Linked DNA regions of Mus musculus: region 2 is linked to region 1. The links are chromatin loops, found by intact Hi-C in ENCODE. Cell type or tissue: heart. All regions are shown on one strand. Each heading gives the region's core, and the rest is flanking DNA. Links, peaks and the distances in the headings are about the cores only. Region 1 holds the start of Pdcd2 (programmed cell death 2). Region 2 overlaps Chd1 (chromodomain helicase DNA binding protein 1).

The links. Peaks named below come from ENCODE experiments on the same cell type or tissue, not always from the same donor. Only the 100,000 strongest peaks of a DNase experiment are listed, where the experiment ranks them.
Region 2: it touches region 1 in a loop (3-fold over the local background); 19 of 42 quality-filtered maps call a loop at or near these places.

The regions. Positions count from the first base shown.
Region 1 is chr17:15,526,180-15,529,098 of GRCm38, forward strand. Pdcd2 (programmed cell death 2) reads right to left here and starts at 1,122. Exons shown (of 6, transcript NM_008799.2): 1 at 812-1,122; 2 at 194-433. The coding sequence starts at 1,094. In heart, for the core only: a CTCF peak has its summit at 1,180; a DNase peak (open chromatin) is centred at 1,152; H3K4me3 peaks cover 2,036 bases; H3K27ac peaks cover 1,595 bases.
Region 2 is chr17:15,722,564-15,725,482 of GRCm38, forward strand. It overlaps Chd1 (chromodomain helicase DNA binding protein 1), which reads left to right. Exons shown (of 36, transcript NM_007690.3): 3 at 2,706-2,907. Among named protein-coding and RNA genes, the nearest start is that of 5830433I10Rik, 19 kb to the left of the region's middle. In heart, for the core only: CTCF peaks have their summits at 1,501 (motif pointing left) and 1,701; no DNase peak of the experiment used is centred there.

The sequences.
Region 1 (2,919 bases), core at 126-2,625:
AACTTTCGGGATAGCATTTGAAATGTATATAAAGAAAATATCTAATAAAAAAATAAAGCTGGTTGTGTTTTAGATTAGCGAAGTGTTCATGTTACCAGTTCCTAAAACTTTTAAAGTATGTTTTCTAATTTCAAGTTTAACCAGAAACTGGAGTACCTCAGTTGACAGAGACGGTAAGGCTAAGTTGTCTTACCTGACTGTGTACAAGCCTGCTTGTGTCCCAGCCGCCAGTCTAATGTCTGATGCTCCTTGCTGCAGTAATGTGCCTGTTTGCACCTAGAGCATGTCATAGGGGCCAAGCAACCACAAACCCGACAGAGATGGGCTCCAGACTTGAGCTGGAGGCACACACATTCCGTACCCAAAGCTTCTGTTTCAGAAGGGGGCTCATAGGAGTAGAATGCGTTGTTCCTTGGTAGCTGATTACGAAAAACTGAAATGAAGAGGAGAAAGGGGTACGTGAGATTATCTTTCCGTGAAACAAAATAATTGAAACATTTGAACCGTTTTCGGTGCTTCACCTCATAAAACCTCATTTAAGGAAAACCTAAGGTTTTTGCTTTCGGGGTGGGGGGGCGGTTTTTATATGAAAGGGAATAAAAATAAAAGCTAAAGAGCTTTTAAACCCGGGAAGAGTTCCGTCTGACAAGAGAAATTGGCTTTAAGGAGTCCGTGCCCAGGATGAAAGGGACACGATTCTAAGACAATTCCGGTACCTGAATACAACCACTCGCGCCAACCGATCGTCCTACGTCCAGGGTTCAGCCCCCGTGGCAACCCTCGCCCGGGTCCTGTCCCGGCGGCCGCTCACCTCGCAGGCCGGCGCAGCACGGCGGCTCGCGACAGCAGAAGAGAAAGAGGCTGCGGTGGAAGGCGTCGTCCCGGCCCGGCAGCGGTGCGTACACCTGCAGCAGGAAGGCGAGCGGGCGGCCGCAGCGCGCACACGCCAGCGCCCCGGGCCCCGGCAGCTCCGCCAAGCCCAACCACGCGGGCCGCCCGCCCACTTTGCTGGGAAACTGCTCGCTGCGCAGCCTCCAGGCCGGTGCCTCCTCGGCGAAGCCCAACTCCACAGGACCAGGGGCGGCTGCAGCCATGCTCGCAGCAGGACTCTGCCACCAGGCCGGAAGAGGGCGGTCACGTGTTAGGCCGGAAGGCGGGAGGCGGGGTCAGATCTCGAGCTGGGACCGGACTGGAGGTAACCCTATAGGCAGGAAGCAAAAGTGAATAAAGGACGCTGGTGAGCAAGACTACCTCCATCGAACTGTCACTGTTTCTGGGGATCCGAAGGCCGGAAGCTCTTCAGACCTCTGAGATTAGGGTGTCGGTTGTAGATCCTCAGGTTGGAGTGAGGGAAGTGGGGGCATTCTCAGCACTCGGGGACAAAAGACAAACTTTAATTAGTTCGCAGCTGTAGCCTTTCGCTATTGGGTAAGAGACTCAGCCCGGATCAGAAACATTTCATGGTTTATGCCGTTAGATATTGTCATAATCTTTGTGATTATCTTAGAGTGGTCTTTTAAAATCTCTGCTTCAAAAGAGGTTTTTCCCGGAGCTGAGCAAGTTTTACAGAAGCTGAATTTTCAGATTTTTATTATGACAGTTTCTCTAGCAAATGGAACTTGCTAAGTGGATATTGGTGGTGGTCACTTCTTAAGGGAGAACAAATGCGTGCTTCCTTTGGAAGAGAAAGGGGCAAGTAGGCTTCCCAAAGCAGAAGTTAGCAGTTTAGGTTATTCTGTTATCTCAGAACAGAGAGTTTCTTATTCTCTTATCTTAGTTTTATGAAACTGAATACATCCTAAGTAATGTCGCCAATCATAATTAATGTTGAAGTTTGCTATTTTTATCTTCTCTTTCAAAGGGAGGCTCTGTTCTCCTGTGGAAGAATTGAGGTTGGGGGCGAACCCACACAGACCCTTGAAACCTGTCCTCATGCAGTTAAAGGATGTTCAAAACTGGGGTGGAGGAGAAAGATGACCGGATACAGTTGAGGAGGAGCACTCGAAACAAACGTAAATCATAGCGCTCTGCTTCACACAGTTGGGTGCTCCCATACTCGCTGCCCTGTGTGTTGGATTTAGACAGGAAGCAAGATGTAAAGACAAAACAACAGTGGGTTTTTTGGCTAGTGTAAACAAGAATTCCTGGAAAGGAGCTGTCTACAAAGTCTGGTTAACTAATAAAACTTTTTGACTTTGAAGAGTTTAGAATCTTTAGAAATGGTACTATTTCTCTTGGGTTGTCTTTAGCCCCTTAAAGATACCTTAGTGGCCGCTTTTGTGTCAGACCTAACACCTTGATAAACAGATAAAGACTATTGGACTGTATTAACAAAATGCTATTCTCCACCAATCAAAAGGCTAACAATGCTATCAGATGGTGTCTCAGGTCTGTACTGAGATTCCTCTGTAACTACTTAATGTTTCCACAAATGCATTCATTGTTAAAATACCTTGATTTCAAATTTCCTTTTTGTTCTGTTACTATAAAAACTCCATGAAAGTGCTTCCACACTGGAACATATAGTACTTGGGAAGACATGAATATATGTTCCCGGGCTACGATCATTCAAATTTGGCTCCGAATGAACTTTTAACTCCCTTTGAGGTGAGAGCTGTAGTTTTTGCGTCAATATTCGTAATGGAACTGAATGAAGTGGGTTCCCATCTTGGTTCGTGCAGAGCCAAATAAAGCCCACCCAAGACAGAAGAGTGAGCACATCAGTGGCCTTGCTGAACAACACAATCAAGTAGATTTTATTTATGTGAAATAGGAGGCTTCATTCCTGAGGAGTTTAGAGGGGTCAGCCTATTTCTGAACTTGCTGAGTTAAAGAGCATGCTTGTGATCTTGCTCAATTTAAGGTAACTTTAAATCCTCCTCCACTTCCCTTTTTCTTTCAGACACAGTGTTTCCACGT
Region 2 (2,919 bases), core at 142-2,641, 200 kb after region 1:
TCAGTCCTGACACAGTCTTTATCCTATGAAAGAACAACCCAATAAACTACTGTGCACGTAAATACCAGAGTTCCGCTTTCTAATAATAAACATGTTCCTTTACTGGAACAGAGACGGACGGATGGACGGACGGATGGACGGATGGATGATGGATGGATGATGGATGGATGGATGATGGATGGATGGATGGATGGATGGATGGATGATGGATAGATGGATGGATGGATGATGGATGGATGATGGATGGATGATGGATGGATGGATGGATGATGGATGGATGATGGATGGATGGATGGATGATGGATAGATGGATGGATGGATGATGGATGGATGGATGATGGATGGATGGATGGATGATGGATGGATGATGGATGGATGATGGATGGATGATGGATGGATGGATGATGGATGGATGGATGATGGATGGATGGATGATGGATGGATGGATGGATGATGGATGGATGGATGATGGATGGATGATGGATGGATGGATGATGGATGGATGGATGGATGATGGATGGATGATGGATGGATGGATGGAAGGAAGCTGCCCTTGGTCCCATCAACCATTAACTTTTAAATTTTAGACACAGTGTGTTAGGTCTCAAATTGTAACCAAGAGTGCCACTGATGTTCTGACCTTTCTGCCGTCTCCACCCACTTAGTGTTTGTAGGCACGCTTTACCCAGTTTTATTTTAACTCAGGGCTTGTGTATGTTTGGCAAGCAAATTTTATGCTAGGTGCTTTAGTGAAAATAAGAATGCCTGCAAAGTAACAATCTAAGACTTTCCATCTCCTTAATTTTTTTTTTTTTATGGGAAGGATAAATTTAACAGTGCTTTCTACTAAATGGTCTTGATTGATTCACCAAACCTAGTCATGTCTAGATCAGCTGTTATAAACATAGCACAGGAAGCTGCTTATCAGCTTACAGAGCTACCTCAAGGTAGGAGGTCTTTTGACTGTAAAGACTTTGTTGTTTCAGTCTCCCCAGGCCTGATCTATGAGTGGTTCTCAGTAAAGTTTATTGAATTAATGGGTTTTCTTACCTGCGAGTTAATAGAGAAATAAAATTGTCAGGGAAAAAAAAATCTCCACTAGTGTTGCTCCAGTTTGTACAAGTAAAGTAGTTCAGGTGAAATGGGACATCTCCCCTGTTTTTAAAGACACTTCATGATAGCTGAGAGACTCAGCTGTGTGTTTGCGGGAGGAAATAAAGGTGGGAACGTTAGGGAATGGAGAGAAAAAGCAGTGTTGGTAGAAACAATGTTGCAACCATAAATCTCACTAGAGGAAAAGTTTTACTTTATTACTATGAAACAAAATTACACCACATTTTAAAAATATATATGTATTTGTCAATTTAAACATTTATTTTGCAGAATTAAAATTCTTTCTGGAAATTTTATTACTCTATTTTATAACTCTCTTAGGTATCCCCCCCCCCACCCCCAAGGAGTAGCTTTTTAAAGTAGTCTATCAGCAAATTGTGCCATCTGGTGGCAGTTTGGAAAATTACAGAAGGTAGAAAATACCTTCTGCTTCTGTCTCTTTTTTTTTTTTTTTTTTTTTTAAGATTTATTTATTTATTATATGTAAGTACACTGTAGCTGTCTTTAGACACACCAGAAGAGGGCGTCAGATCTCGTTACGGATGGTTGTGAGCCACCATGTGGTTGCTGGGATTTGAACTCCGGACCTTTGGAAGAACAGTCGGGTGCTCTTACCCACTGAGCCATCTCACCAGCCCCTGCTTCTGTCTCTTAAGTGATTGCAGTCTTGCATCACTACATTGACAGAAATAATCTTGAAAACAAGTATGTTGTTTTCACTGCAAGAAATGGGCTTATTTTCTACCTACTGTAGTAAGAATTCCCAACATGTTTATTAATTTCCCACAGTTTCTAAATTTGAACTGTTATAGGTAGCCTCTAGTAGGGCTTTTTTGACTTACACATTTTTGTCTTCCCTGTTTCTAGCCGAGGATCTCATAGTTGGTAGGCCTTGCACATCTTTGAGGGAGATTACAGTCCTACAAATAAGTATGTCCAATGGCCTGTGATGGCACACACCTTTATTTAATTCCAGCACCCCAGGAGGCAGAGGTAGGCAAATCTCTGTGAGTTCCAGGCAAGCCTAATGTACAGAGAGAGAACAGCCAGGACGGCATAGAAAAACCTTGTGTCTCACAAACCAAAACAAAAGAAAACCAAATGTGTATGCCTGTCTTAGTTAGGGTTTTACCCTTGTGAACAGACACCATGACCAAAACAAGTCTTATAAGGACAGCATTTAATTGGGGCTGGCTTATAGGTTCAGAGGTTTATTAGTCCAGTATCATCAAGGTGGGAGCATGGCAGCATCCAGACAGGCATGGAACAGGAGGAACGGAATGTTCTACATCTTCATCTGAAGGCTGCTCGTGGAAGACTGGCTTCCAGGCAGCCAGGGAGAGGGCCTTATAGCCCATACCCACACTGTCACACCTACTCCAACAGGGCCACATCTCCTCATGGTGCCACTCTCTGGGCCGAGCATATACGAACCATCACATATGTCTGTTACTATAATGTACATTGCCCTTTGTGTTTGGACACAGATAATTGAAATATTAAACTGTATGTTTAGCTTTCTGCTGAAGAGGTAAATTCCTGTCGAATTTTGCTCTGATGCTCTGATTAAAGTTTTTTATTTTCAATTGTAGTCAGTCAGGTGATGATTGTGGGTCAGCATCAGGCTCTGGATCTGGCTCGAGTTCTGGCAGCAGCAGTGACGGAAGCAGCAGCCAATCCGGGAGCAGCGACTCTGATTCTGGCTCTGACTCAGGAAGTCAATCAGAGTCTGAATCAGACACATCCCGAGAGAACAAGGTTCAAGCAAAACCACCAAAAGTCGACGGAGCCGAGGTAAGTTAGTGC